4 separate regions of the Homo sapiens genome follow, and all the other regions are linked to region 1. Evidence: chromatin contacts called from ENCODE Hi-C or POLR2A ChIA-PET data. All regions are on one chromosome and are shown on one strand. Each heading gives the region's core, a stretch centred on a gene start or an enhancer-like site at or near the end of the contact. The rest is flanking DNA. Distances are from core to core; before and after follow the strand shown. Region 1 holds the start of MAN2C1 (mannosidase alpha class 2C member 1). Region 2 holds the start of UBL7-DT (UBL7 divergent transcript). Region 3 holds the start of ARID3B (AT-rich interaction domain 3B). Region 4 holds the start of CSK (C-terminal Src kinase).

Region 1 (3,285 bases), core at 573-3,072:
ACCGTCAAATAGCCCCTGTTTACCAGTGGCAAACCCATGGTCTTATGGGAAGGGCCCTGGGAAGGGGTTAGGCAGCCTGAGTGTGGATTCTGGTGGCCTCTGCACCCCTAAATAAATACCGGGAAAGAAACTCCGTGAAGTCAGGGGCAGGTTTGCCTCATTCCCTGCTACACCCTAGTGCTTAAGGGTATGGCCCAGAATGGACACCAGGAGATATTTGCTGAGCCAGTGAAGGGAGGAAGGGATGGTCTCTGCCTTCTTGTAGCCAGGAAGAACAGTCTTAACCCCAGATTGAGAGTCAGTCCAATTTGAAATAGAAGCTGTGTGAACCTGAGTGAGTCAACTACACATCTGTTTCTTAATTTGTAAATGGGTATAAAGACCTACTAGATAGGAGTATAAGGACTAAACCTGATAAGGGTGGAGCATGAATAAGACACTTAACAGTGGTTATAGCTGGGGAATGGGATGGGTGATAAGGAGAGATCCATTACTTTATCTAGAACTGTTTGAAATGTTTTCCTATAAGTTTGTATTATACACAATAAAAACTAAGGACCAATTGCACAGATGCCCAAGTGGCAACTTCCCTAGTCCTGAAATCCTGATACCACCCTGTGGGCAGAGCAACTCAGCTGTGGCTTCTCCAGAGTCCACAGAAGAAGGGCTGTAGTCATTTCAGGGCTGAAATGTGGCCATACCTGGCCCTAGGACAGGGTTCCTCACCTGGACAGGTTCTCCATCACGCCACACCAGACCTTCTCCATCACTTTCCCAGCAAAGGTGAACTTCCTGGCCCACCCATGCCTCTGGGATGGTCAGCTCCACCCGGAACCAGCAGGTCCACCATCTGCAAGAGAGCTGTTGTGATAGGCCTAGAGGTAGAAGTCCTATCCTGATATCCTTCCTTGGATAAAGTGTCGGCAGGGGCTTGAAACTCTCCAAGCATCTGCAGTGTCACAAGGTACTCAGCTTTGAGTCACAAGAAAGGAGCAACAAGGTGAGAAGCAAGATGAGGGAAACAGGCAGAGGCGTCAAAGGTTCGTGATCCCTAGGGTGCCCTTCCTAAGGGATGTCCAGAGGCGGCCACGTGGGAATGAAAACCATCCCCTGAAGACCCAGGGACCAGAGAGCTGTTCCCAGCAGAGGGTGCTGCTCCCAGCAGAGGGTGCTGCTCGATCCCACGTAGTTGTCTACGGCAGAGGGCAGACAACGAAGGTGTGGCTGGGAGCTGGGTTGGGACTTCCCCTAGGCCTGTGGCCCCGCCCACCCGCTGGGCGTTACCTACGTGGGTCCGAAGCTGTCGCCGACCTGCGCGGGGCGGAAGTCCCGCTGGACTGCCTCCTGGTAGGGAAGTCTCTCCGGCGTCAGGAAGCTGGAGAGCACAGCCACAGGGCAGCTGGCCCCAAAAAGCCTGCGTGGGACGGGCCGGTGGGCACATGCTGGAGGCCGCCCCGTTTCCGCCTGGGGGCCAGCTGGCCGGTGGGGCCGCACTTTCCCTGGATCCTCCGCCAAGAGGGCTGCCTGGCCGCTCCGCGGCACAGTCCATTCCCTACCCCCTCCTCCCCGGCCCCTGCCCTGCCCGCGGCGGGCACTTTGTCCCGCGGCCCGGGTGGCTGCAGCTTAGGTTTCTCCCCGGAAGGAAAGCTTGAGGCGCACGGTTGCGGTCGGCCGGCTGCGGGGGACCAGGGGCCACACCTGCCGCGGAGGTTACAGTCGGTAAAGTAGAGCGGCGACACGAACTTCTCCACCCGCTCCAGCGTGGTGCGCCAGTGCTTCAAGGCCGGCGCAGCCGCCATCGCCGGGCTCTCGCTCCTCTTTCCGGAAGGCCCCTGGCGCTACCGTTCCGCTCCACGGCAGGAAACCAAAGGTTCCGGCGTCCAGAGGGCGCCTCCCAGTCCCGGGCAGCTTTTCTTGGAACACCGGCGGCTCTCGGAAGCCCAGCTGCTGTCTGAACTTTGAGCCGAGTTGGAAGCTAGAAACTGTTTTTGAGGCTCTCCTATGTTGTCCGAAATAGTGGGCCGCAGGGAAAATCTCAAAATAAAATGGGAAATTTGACGATTAGAACTCTCGAAAGTCTCAAGACAGAGACTTAGGCCATTCGGCAAGACAGGCGGGAGCCTCAGCTGCTGCAGACCCAGCCTCAGAAGCAGCAACCGGGAGACCTCTGGCTCTAGCTGTCGGTGAACACGGAAAGTGGTGTTTGCTTAACGTGGAGCCAGACTACCCGGAATAGGTGTTTTCATACCGGACGGAGATCAGGGTGTTAGTGAGCAGGGTGGTAGAGCTTTACGCCCAAGTTACTACGACTTACTCGATTACACGCTTTACTGAATGTATATTGCTAACTCTTGCACATCACCAGAAACTCTGGAGTTTGAGGTGGCAGAACAGTCATGGCATTGACGATCCCAATGGAAAAATGTATTTCACCATACAGGACTGTAGAGTCCCGGGAAGCCATAATACCAGAAACAGACCTCCAGTTTCATTCTCATCCCTAGTACTCCACTGACAGCTTTATTTTTTTTCTCCTGGGGTTGCCAAGAGTCTTTGTCTATAAAATCATTAGGAACAAAAAAAAATACACAAGATTAGCCCTGATATTTTAATGGAAATACTGACCAAGTTTACAACATTTCAAATGCAGATCACACGGAAAGGTGACTAAGTACAGAATAACAAATGTGATTTAAAACAAAGATAACCTGCTGCTGCATATAATACAGGTTGGGTTTAGAGCTTGGAGCTCAGATGTCAGACAGCAGGAGGAATAAAAATGCTACTTGTGAAAACCCAGGCTGTAGGTAAAACTTACTCTTTTGTTGGTTGCACTGGTGGGTTGGGACTTTCTCCTGAACTGGCCTTGAAATCCTATCCTGACCTGCAGGCAAGTGCTCTGGACAAAACACTGCAGGGGCAGCAACAGCTGGGGCTGACCCTGATCACACCCCACCAATTTCCCCTATGGTTCCAGGTCAACATGACCTTTCTTGAGGGAACACGGGGATAGGTGAATTATTTGAGAAAACCTCAAGATCTTTCCCCTAAATCAGTACACATGACCACCGCCAAGTCAGACACTGCCCCAGCTTTGCCCTAAAATCTCATCCCACAAAGCTCTTTTTGGCACCCTACACTTTGGCTCACAGTCTCTTCTCCCCAGTACAAAAAAAGCCTAAAATCAGGCCAGGGTGGCTCACACCTGTAATCTCAGCACTTTGCGAGGCCGAGGTGGGAGGACAGCTTGAGGCCAGGAGTTTGAGACCAACCTGGGCAGCATAG
Region 2 (3,285 bases), core at 278-2,777, 910 kb before region 1:
GGCGGATTGCCTAAGCTCAAGAGTTCAAGACCAGCCTGGCCAACATGGTGAAACCCGTCACTACTAAAAATACAAAAATTAGCTGGGCGTGGTAGTGCGCACCTGTAGTGCCACCTACTCGGAAGGCTGAGGTTGCAGTGAGCCAAGATCACGTCACTGCACTCCAGCCTGGGTGACAGAGAGAGACTCTGTCGCAAAAAAAAAAAAAAAAAAAAAAAAAAAAGCCAGACGCGGTGGCTCACACCTGTAATCCTGTCACTTTGGGAGGCCGCGGAGGACGGATCACTTAAGATCAGGTGTTTGAAACCAGCCTGGCCAACATGGTGAAACTACATCTCTACTATAATAGAAAAAATTTGCAGGGCGTGGTGGCAGGCGCTTGTAATCCCAGCTACTTGAGAGGCTGAGGCAGGAGAATTGCTTGAACCCGGGAGGTGGAGGTTGCAGTGAGCCGAGATAGCGCCACTGCACTCCAGCTTGGGCGACAGAGACTCCGTCCCTCCCTGCCCCACCCCGGCCCCCCAGAAAAAGACCTCTTCCAATACCTCTAAACCATCTATATAAATTAAGTCTAAACTTCATCGCCTGGCTTACAAAACTCCCTGCCAGCCTCATTCCCCAACAGAGCCCTACCCCTGCAAAGGACCTCCACAACATGTAAGTACACACTCATAACAAAGCTCTCCCCTATTTTACACCTCTGCTCATCTAACTCTGCATGTAATTTCTCTTCCCTTTTTGGCCTTTTAGCAAACTCCTACCGAAACCAACACAGATTCAATAACCTCAGTCCCCTCTCTTTCCTCTGTTGTTCCCACATCCCCTCAGAACAAAAGGGCTACAAATATCTGCTTGCCCCCTCCTCCACCCCAATTCTTGAATGCCCTTGAAAACAAAAGACTAAAGTTTTCTTCATCCTTGTCCCCATACCTGGCATACATGGAACCCCAGAAAATAAATCAGAAACTCTGACGGCGGAAGAATCTTGCAAAGCAAGATAAGTTCTTGTTATAGTCATCATTATTGCTTCCAAAGAGACCTCTGATAGAGAAGAGGAAAGAAAAGGCTGTGAAGCTGCCTAGCAGACCTTCAAGCATCCTCAAGGTATCTTCCACCTCAAGTTTATGCCAGAAGGAGGTCGTTTTATATACCATGTCTCACTTAATCCTCACAACGGTTCCCTAAGGCAGGCATTAGCCACATTTTAAAGATGAGGGAAGCAAGACTCAGTAAAATCACTGGCCCAAGGTCACAGATCGCTAGTAATGGGGCAGGAACACTATCCGGTGGCGACCTCACCGCTCCAGTGGGACCAGCTACTTGGCTGACACACATCGAGCCCGCGCTGCCCAGGGCCCCAGCGCCCTCACCCGTCCCGCGGAAGGAACCCGGCCGCACTGCCGCCGGTGTAAACACTCACTCTGGCCCTCTCGCCGGAAACCGGAAATTCCGCGCTGCATTCTGGGAGTTGCAGTTCCCGCTGTGGCCCCCCGCCCCCTTATAAACAGCCAGTCTACAAGAGGCGCTAGTTGCAAAGCTTCCGGTTCTGGGGGAAGGCGTGGCTTCCGCGCTCTTTGAAATGTCCGGCGCCGGAATGTCTGGGTGCTTTGGTTGGAGAGGGTCCCATTTCCAGTCATTCTTCAGCCTGGTGATTCCCGCGCTCCCCTGAGGAGCATATGAAGTACGTCGGTTCTGCCAGGTTGGAACGCGCTGCTGGACACTCGGCCGTAAGGCGGATCCCGGATCCCCTCCCACTCCGACCCTTCCCTCCAGAAGGGCCGGTTCCCAAACGGCCCCTTTAGACACATCCAAGCGGTTGCCGACGGCCCTCACGATGAAAACTGCTGTCCGTTGGTGAAGGCAGCCTCTTCTGTGCTCCTCGCCGCTGACTTCCTGAGGCGGACCTACCTGTGGAGGCATACCAGGAACCAGACGATGACCCCCTCCAAAAGTTGGGTCTTTGAGGAGAGCTACTAACTTGGGTTCCTGGTACACCCTCTACATGCAGTGGTGAAGCTTATCTAACAGTCATTCATAGAATCAGTTTGGGAAGGGGAATTTTCACTGAACTCTCATAGAGAAACTGTGTTTTAGATAACAGAAAGTTCTGCACGGTTAAAATGGAACAGAAATTTTTTTGCACAGAAATTAGGATTACCGAAAATACTGAAGAAAGACTACCTCTGATTGGACTCTTCTCAAGGAATTAATAATTCAAGAACTAAGGAAAGAAAAAAGTGATTATATGAAAATACTGAAGTTGATCGTAGCAGCTGAAGGCTGATCCTGTGTGGGTAAATGTAAACGCTGAATTCCCACATTCCAATGTGCGACCTGGGATTAAGGCAGCAATTGAGCAGGGTAATGTTACTGAGGAGAGCGAACAGATCGCAGGATCTCAGAAGGCCTAACATTAAAGGCAGATCACCCCTCTGTTCTCATAAGTTATATGGGGAGTTTTGAAATGGCTTTCACTGTCTTCAGGGAGTTTATCTTCAGGATAACTCCCATGTATGTTGTGGGCGCATTAGGAACCCATGGCTGTTCCCAAAGTCTCCCTTTCCCATCCTACCCATTTTTAGATATACCCCCTCTTTCAGTAATCCTTCCTAACTAGACTTCTTTAGACTCCTTCCTCTCCTGCCTACTAAGTTACTTGCACCTGAGCTCCATAATTTATCAAAATTATATATTGTGAATACTTTCCCAGTTCATGATTTTTTTTTTACTCTTAATGGTATTAGATAATTTAATTTCATTTTAAAACTTTTTTTTTTTTTTGAGACGGAGTCTTGCTCTGTCGCCCAGATTGGAGTGCAGTAGTGGCCGATCTCGGCTCACTGCACCCTCCGCCTCCCGGGTTCAAGAGATTCTCATGCCTCAGCCTCTTGAGGAGCTGGGGCTACAGGTACCTGCCACCACGCCCGGCTAATTTTTGTATTTTTAGTAGAGACGGGGTTTCACCACGTTGGCCAGGCTGCTCGAACTCCTGACCTCAGGTGATCCCAAAGTGCTGGGATTACAAGCGGTAGCCACCACGCCCGGCCTGAAATTTTGTTGTGATGGTTAGTGCCTTTTGTGTCCTATGTAAGAAATCTTTGCCTGCCCTCGTTATGAAGATACTATCCTAGGTTTTCTTCTGTGTTATTTTATCTTTCACATTTAGGTCTATGATTAATTTCACATTAATCTTTGTATATGATAGGAGTTAGACATCAAGATTCATCTCTTCCATATGGGTGTACAATTGATCCAGCACTATTTAAAAATTTTGTTCCCACTGAA
Region 3 (3,285 bases), core at 368-2,867, 830 kb before region 1:
TGTATAAGAGATAAAGTAGAGGCTTTCAACCGATTAGATGCTCTGCTCTGATAAAGTGAAAGAACAGGCCGGGTGCAGTGGCTTACGCCTGTAATCCCAGCACTATGGGAGGCCGAGGCGAGCGGATCACCTGAGTTCAGGACTTCGAGACCAGCCTGGCCAACATGGCGAAACCTGTCTCTACTAAAAATGCAAAAATTAGCTGGCTTGGTGGCGCACACCTGTAATCCTAGCTACTCGAGAGGCTGAGGCAGTAGAATTGCTTGAACCCAGGAGGCGGAGGTTGCAGTGAGCTGAGGTTGCGCCACTGCACTCCAGCCTGGGCGACAGAGCAAGACTCCTTCTAAAAAAAAAAAGTGAAATAACAGTAATAACAGTTATGCTGTAATTCTATTTTTTTTGGGGGGGGGGAACAGTGTCTCTGTCACCCAGGCTGGAGTGCAGTGGCACAATCATGGCTCACTGCAACCTCCGCCTCTCCTGGGCTCAGGTGATCTCCCACCTCAGCCTTCCGAGTAGATGGGACCACAGGCATGCGCCAAAACGCCTCATTAAACTTTGTATTTTTTGTAGAGATGGGGTATCGCCTTGTTGCCCAGGCTGCTCTCCAACTACTGGGCCCAAGAGATTCGCCTGCCTCAGCCTTCCAAAGTGCTGAAATTACAGGCGTGAGCTACTGCATCAGGCCTATAATTCAAAAGTAGTCAAGCTGAGAGAATAGCAGGCTGTGGTTGAAAAGAGGGTTGTTCAAATTACTGAGTCGTGACGCGATAGCGTTTGGAGGGACAAGGTCCAGGTTTTAACTGGGATTGGGAGGCTGATATAAGGGTCGCTAAAGACGAGGCCCGATGTTGAATGGGTTGGCCACATAGGCTCTGAAATTATCAAAGATGGTCAGACGGGAGACAGACAAGGAGCTGGATACACAGATCGGCAGATTATCTCCAAACGGGGTGAAGTAGGTGACAGAGTCTAAGGGGAAGGGCTGAAGAAGCAAGTGTTTTTACAAGAGGTGACAGCACCTGGCACATAATCCCGACCTCTGCAAACTGAGACCTGAGAATACTAATTCATGTGAGAAAGTTTCAAGGGACGCAACATTCTCGGGACAGCCAGGTCTCTGTCCCAGGAAGGAGCGGAGAAGTTTAGAGACAAGCTGATCTAAACACGAGAACCTCTGAGGAAGACCGGCTTGAAGGCAGGAGATTGAGGAGGGGACCGAAGCGACGGCAAACCCTACACTCCTCTGCTCTTTAGTTACTTTCCTCCCAGCCAACCGCCCAAGCCACACCAACCTCCGCAATAGAAAACGCTCGGAGAACACGATCTCCCGCCCAGCTCTTTTCAACTCCCCGCGGAAGTGCTCACACCGGAACCCCTCTGTGTCCGCACTTTGCCATTGGCCGAGGCTTCCGCCCGCTTCCATTCGCTTCCTCCCACAACTCAGTCGGGCTGCGCGGTCCGTAGGAGTCACTTCCGCCTCGTCCCACCCCGCCCCCCGGTCCCTTTCTAGCAGCTTCCGGCTTCGGTCCCGCCCCGCCCCCTGTGGCCCCGCCCCGCCCCCGCCCCCGCCCCTGGCTGGCGGTCCAGCCCCGCGGCGCCGCTTCCGGTGCGGGCCCCGCCCCGGCTGTGGCCCCCGGCTGCGGAGGAGTCCGAGACGCAGCTGCCGCGCCGGGGCCTGAGCTGCCGCCTCCTCCGCCGCCCGAAAACCCGGAGTGCCCCGCACAGGTAAGTGGCCCGGGTCCGGGCTCCCTCAGGCATGGCGGGAGAGGAGGCTGCGACAGGTGGAGGGGCCGAGGCCAGGAGCCGAGGCAGGTGTAGAGAGAGAGGGGAATGCGCGAGTCGGGGGCGCGGGGACCGCGAAGGAAAGTGAGAGCGCCGCGGGAGCCCCGAGCGCCCTGTGCCCATTAGGGCATTTGAGATAAAGCGTTTGAGATAAAGCGATGAGAAGGGTGAGGGGCCCTGGAGCTGAGTGGGCGCGCAGATAGGTGGGGCGGGGGCCATCGGAAGAGCCAGCGGATTGGCTGGGAGGGTTGGTAGAGGTAAAAATGATAGGGCTGAATGGGGGGAGGTGAATAAAGAATGGGGGGAGGCGTGCAGGGGTGACCGGGAAGGTGGGCTGTGGGGCTTACAGGGGCCCGGGGCCAAAAGAATCCGGCAGCAAAAGCAGGGGAATGGTCAGCAGGCCGGGTTCAAAGCTGCAGGTAGTCCGTTGTACCCGGCTTGGTGGTCCGGGAACTTTAGGGGAAATGGGGGAGGGGCCCGTGTGAAGGGATGAAGAGGTTTAGATTTGAGACATAAGTTCTCCAAATGTAGGCAGGTGGCATTGTTTGGATCGCTGGCTGCTTAGGGACTGCGGGAAAATGGGCTCTTTGGGGGAGGGTGTGTGTATTGAGTTGTAGAACTGAGTCATCTCAGTCTTACTATAAGAGGCTGTGGGAGGGACACCTCCCCCTCTGCTGGGGACAGCATTCAGAGAAGATGGTGCCACAAGACAAGAAGCAGTTGTTCAGTGACTGGCAGGACTTGGTTGAGAAGTTATTCCGATCGTGATTGATTGACTGTAATGACTATGAGGACATTTAAAATGAACACCGAATTATTTGCTTTATTCTGTAATTTTCTTTGACCCAAATTGTTTTCATTTTAAATGAACACTTTTGCCAACTGAATTTAATGTGGATGTAAATCTTGTCATGCTTTTTTACACTGTAAGAAGAGCTAAAGCAGAATGAAAGTATTGCTGCAAGCGTAACTCACACTTTCTGAAGTGCCAAGAGAGGAAGTAAAGGCAGTAAGAGGCAAATTGGAATGCGAATCTTTCACAGAACACAAAAGGCACAAACAGGGCTATAAGATAAACAGAAAATGAGAATTTTTAATCTCTACTAATTGGCCTAGCTTTAAAAATTGTACCCTTTTTTACTCTAACCTGGAAAAAATCTTAAATCCAAGCAGTTTTTATTGCTGAAGATGTGATTACTTCTCCGTGAATTTTTGAAGATACTAAAGACACTTTGTTTTTTGTCTTTCGACCCAATCCTAAAACACTGGAACAATGCAGATATCAAGTCCCAACATGTGCAGTGCAGCTTCTTTCATGTGATGACAAAATTGTACGCCATGTTGCAAGTCCTGTTCACCTAAAATTGCCCTTGCATAGTAATCCATTCAGTTATGGAGACTTGCTGAAGAAACATAACTCAAGTGAAGTTTGTTGGGGGTGAGGGCCTGCAGGGGAGAGGTGGGGGAGTAAAAGGAGAAGAGGGTGTGAAAGTGATGTGT
Region 4 (3,285 bases), core at 507-3,006, 590 kb before region 1:
CTCTGCTGAGCACCCTTTCCACTCCCTCACCCCCAGGCCGTTATCTTGCTGAATCTGCACTATCTATCATGAGAGAAGTATATTTTGAGCCTGATCTTACAAAAGAGGAAACAGCTCAGAGACCTTAGGTAACTAGCCCTAAGTCACACAGCTAGTAAGTGGACGGGTTGAAATTTAACTTGGAGACTTGAACCCCAAATTCATCTTTTTTCTGTTACACCACACCTATCTCTGAAACTTACTGGCTGTCTCCTCAAAGGACATCCCTCTCCAAAGGGCTGGCTCCAGCTGGGAAACCGGCCTAAGGGTGCCCTGGGTCAGAGGGCCGACCTGTGGTTTTGGGGGCAACTCCTCCTGGCATCCGAGGCTCTTTAAAACAATCTGCAGCCACACTGTCTCCCAGCTCCGTCTCCCACAGGGCTGTTTGCCCTCTTCTCGCTCCCTCGGGCCTCTTCATGCTTATTTTGTGTTCCAAGACTTTGTCAGCATGCCCCACTTCCTCCCCCCCAACCCCAAGAGTGCCTCTTCCCTCTGTCCACCCAAGCCTGACCCTTGCTTCAGGGTCTAGTCCCTAGAAAGTCCCCCACCTTTACCTCCTCCCTACGCTGGAGTCTCTGGTCTCGCCCTCATCACTGTATCCCCATTCTGTTCCCCGGTCTCACCCTCATCACTGCATCCCCATTCTGTTCCCCCGCCACCCTGCACTCTCCCACCCCTGTCATGCCTGAGCACGCTGTCCTCTCCTGTGGCTCAGAGCAGGTCATCTCCCTGCTTTTCGTTAACAGTGATGTAACAGCCCTTGCTTAACGGAGGGCTCCTCACGTGCCAGCTACTGCATACTAAGCACTTTAAACGTATTAACTCATTTCCTCCCCTCCCCACAAAAACTTAAGAAGTCGGTGCCATTATATATCACCTATTTTACCAAATGGGGAAACTAAAGCACAGAGAGGTTAAGTAACTTGCCCAAGGTCACAGAGCTGCTGACAACTTCTTTATTGCCTCCAGGCTGAACATAAACTCCAAGAAAGTCCCATGAGGCTCTTTGGATCTCTTTTGCCCCTGTTGTTTGCAGGAACCCATCTCCCACCACTCTCCCCCACCCACACTGCAAGCGGCAGCCGCCTGAGCTATATTTAGATCCCAGAAGCCACCAAGCTCCCTCCGCACTCCCCGCCCTTGTGCATGCTGTTCCCTCTGCCTGGTCCCGGCTCTGTGAGGTGTGAGGTCTCCCCGTTAGCCCTAGTTTTCTTTCTGCCTCCTGGGAACCGTGTCCACCACCTCTCCACTTTGATCAATTATTTCCTTGCCGTTGTCTGTCGGCCTGTCAGCCTACCCCCACCCGACCGAGAACGCCTTGACGGTAGTGAAATGGTCTTGCCAATAGACTCCAGAGCAGGCTCCGCCACGATGTCAGCGCCAGGAAATGTTGGTGAATGAATGAATGAAGGCTTTCTGCTGCGAATCAGGCCCACTCTCCACAAACAGACCTGAGGAGAGGGGCCCAGGCCCGGCCCCCAGCGCTTCTGCAGCGGGAAAGCTGCGTCCAGAGAAGGCTGGGAGGTTGCTCCCAGGCCGGCTGAGGAGAGACCCTCGGAGCCTTCAACGCAGCCAGGCGGCAAGTGGGGGCAGGGCGTGGGCGCGGACACACCCCCCGCAGTGCCCCCGGCGCCCGGCAGGGGGCGCCGCCCCGCCGGCCCACGCCCCGCCGCGCGCCGGGCAGGCCCCCTCGCGCAGGCGCGCTGCCGCGGGCGGAGGATCCGGGCCGCGCTTCCTCTCGCCAGGCCTGCGAGCTTCCTCCCAGCGGAGCCCTGGGCGAGCCGAGGTTGGCCGCCGCCGCCGCCGAGCCCGCTGCCGCCCTCCCGCTCCTGCCCCACCCGCGCCTTGCCCGGGGGCTTCTGCCGGGGTGGGGTCCGAGCCGGGCGACCGCCCGGCTGCGCCGCCGTCGGGGCCGTAACCCGGCCCGCCGTCCCTCCCGCCCCAGCCAGCCTCTGGCCGCCGGAGCCCGCGGGGCGTGGAGCGCGAGGAGCCCCGCGGCCCCGATCGAGCGTCCGGGGCGGCCCCCGGCAGCCAGCGCGACGTTCCAAAATCGAACCTCAGTGGCGGCGCTCGGAAGCGGAACTCTGCCGGGGCCGCGCCGGCTACATTGTTTCCTCCCCCCGACTCCCTCCCGCCCCCTTCCCCCGCCTTTCTTCCCTCCGCGACCCGGGCCGTGCGTCCGTCCCCCTGCCTCTGCCTGGCGGTCCCTCCTCCCCTCTCCTTGCACCCATACCTCTTTGTACCGCACCCCCTGGGGACCCCTGCGCCCCTCCCCTCCCCCCTGACCGCATGGACCGTCCCGCAGGCCGCTGATGCCGCCCGCGGCGAGGTGGCCCGGACCGCAGTGCCCCAAGAGAGGTGAGTGCCTGGCCGTCCCGGAGTGTCCCCTGGAGGGAAGAGGGTGGAGGTCGCGCGTCTAGTCTCTGTTGCTGCCACTGTCGCGTCCACTCCCATTCCCCTCTTCTCCCACTTCTCCCTTCTCTCCTTTACTCCCTTGCACGGGTTCGAATTCTCCCAGGAGCCACTGTCAGAACCCAAATTGGAAGGGAGTGCATGAGGGAGGTACTGCCCTGCAGCTCCACGGACTCGTCTTCTCGGGTCATCCCGAGTCCCCCCCTCTGTGGAGCTCAGAGTAGGAGGTGGCTGGAGTCTGGAGGAAGAGGATCCGTATGGGCCAGGTCCCTAGAGAGAGTGCTGGACTCCCCTGCCCTTCCCTGTACAGGGCCTCCCCGCAGGTGCCCTGGCTTGCTTGGTTCTGACCCCTCCCTCATTACCCCACCATGACCCTGCGGGCTGCAAGCAAGCCCAGGGCCCAGCCACCTCGGGTGAGCAGTTAGAAGCCCAGGTCCTAGGACTGAGCCTGTCACCCTTGGCCTCTCAGAAGACCAGGCCTAAGCCAAGGGATCTTTGGGTGGGAAACTGGGCAGGCCTTCTGCCCGGGGGGAGGTAACGGAGCATTAGCACCATGCCCCCACCTTCTGGCACCCTGGGCAGCCCATTCTCCTAGGCTCTTTGTGGCCCAGACCAGGTGTCAGGAAGGGGTGTGTCCAGCCAGCAGATTTTTTGGAGCTTAACTACCAGTTCACTTCCCCGCCCATTTTGTACACCCGGGAACCGAGGCTCAAAGGGAGAAGTTGCTACCCCAGGCCTCTAGTGGAGTTAGGCTGGCTGTCCTTTCATCCCCAGCTATACAGGGCTGGATGGCTGTGGGTGGAAGGAAACCAGGCAGGCACCTTCACCCACTGG

The links. A loop is a pair of places that touch in the nucleus more often than their neighbours do. ChIA-PET counts read pairs that join two places held with the same protein, here RNA polymerase II (POLR2A). Pooled maps may share reads with other maps.
Region 2: a loop to region 1 is called in a pooled map, with 9 times the contacts of the local background. The contact joins the promoter of UBL7-DT here to the promoter of MAN2C1 in region 1. A Hi-C loop is called at or near these places in 1 of 37 single-sample maps with no recorded cell type and 5 of 50 pooled maps. POLR2A ChIA-PET finds 5 or more read pairs at or near these places in 1 of 52 experiments (activated CD4-positive, alpha-beta T cell).
Region 3: a map of CD8-positive, alpha-beta T cell shows a loop between it and region 1 (7-fold over the local background). The contact joins the promoter of ARID3B here to the promoter of MAN2C1 in region 1. A Hi-C loop is called at or near these places in 2 of 168 maps with a recorded cell type or tissue (CD4-positive, alpha-beta T cell and CD8-positive, alpha-beta T cell), 1 of 37 single-sample maps with no recorded cell type and 11 of 50 pooled maps. POLR2A ChIA-PET finds 5 or more read pairs at or near these places in 4 of 52 experiments (A673, CD4-positive, alpha-beta T cell and activated CD8-positive, alpha-beta memory T cell).
Region 4: a loop to region 1 is called in a pooled map, with 5 times the contacts of the local background. The contact joins the promoter of CSK here to the promoter of MAN2C1 in region 1. A Hi-C loop is called at or near these places in 1 of 168 maps with a recorded cell type or tissue (B cell), 1 of 37 single-sample maps with no recorded cell type and 9 of 50 pooled maps. POLR2A ChIA-PET finds 5 or more read pairs at or near these places in 1 of 52 experiments (HepG2).

Annotation. Positions count from the first base shown.
Region 1 is chr15:75,366,785-75,370,069 of GRCh38, forward strand. It overlaps MAN2C1 (mannosidase alpha class 2C member 1), which reads right to left and starts at 1,823. Exons shown (of 26, transcript NM_006715.4): 1 at 1,699-1,823; 2 at 1,289-1,414; 3 at 727-850. The coding sequence starts at 1,799. SIN3A (SIN3 transcription regulator family member A) reads right to left here. Exons shown (of 21, transcript NM_001145358.2): 21 at 2,595-3,285. RefSeq lists a silencer at 1,490-1,569 and enhancers at 1,596-2,128, 1,700-2,019, 1,704-1,998.
Region 2 is chr15:74,459,738-74,463,022 of GRCh38, forward strand. It overlaps UBL7-DT (UBL7 divergent transcript), which reads left to right and starts at 1,528. Exons shown (of 4, transcript NR_120377.1): 1 at 1,528-2,290. It overlaps UBL7 (ubiquitin like 7), which reads right to left and starts at 1,423. Exons shown (of 11, transcript NM_032907.5): 1 at 1,300-1,423. RefSeq lists enhancers at 1-508, 664-1,510, 965-1,054, 1,345-1,494, 2,442-2,942.
Region 3 is chr15:74,539,603-74,542,887 of GRCh38, forward strand. It overlaps ARID3B (AT-rich interaction domain 3B), which reads left to right and starts at 1,618. Exons shown (of 9, transcript NM_006465.4): 1 at 1,618-1,728. It overlaps LOC124903528 (a long non-coding RNA gene), which reads right to left and starts at 1,486. Exons shown (of 2, transcript XR_007064719.1): 1 at 1,296-1,486. RefSeq lists enhancers at 874-1,003, 938-1,479, 1,054-1,203, 2,554-2,613 and silencers at 1,504-1,863, 2,380-2,564.
Region 4 is chr15:74,780,324-74,783,608 of GRCh38, forward strand. It overlaps CSK (C-terminal Src kinase), which reads left to right and starts at 1,757. Exons shown (of 13, transcript NM_004383.3): 1 at 1,757-2,397. RefSeq lists enhancers at 1,207-1,326, 1,347-1,416, 2,459-3,034 and silencers at 1,637-1,856, 1,967-2,226.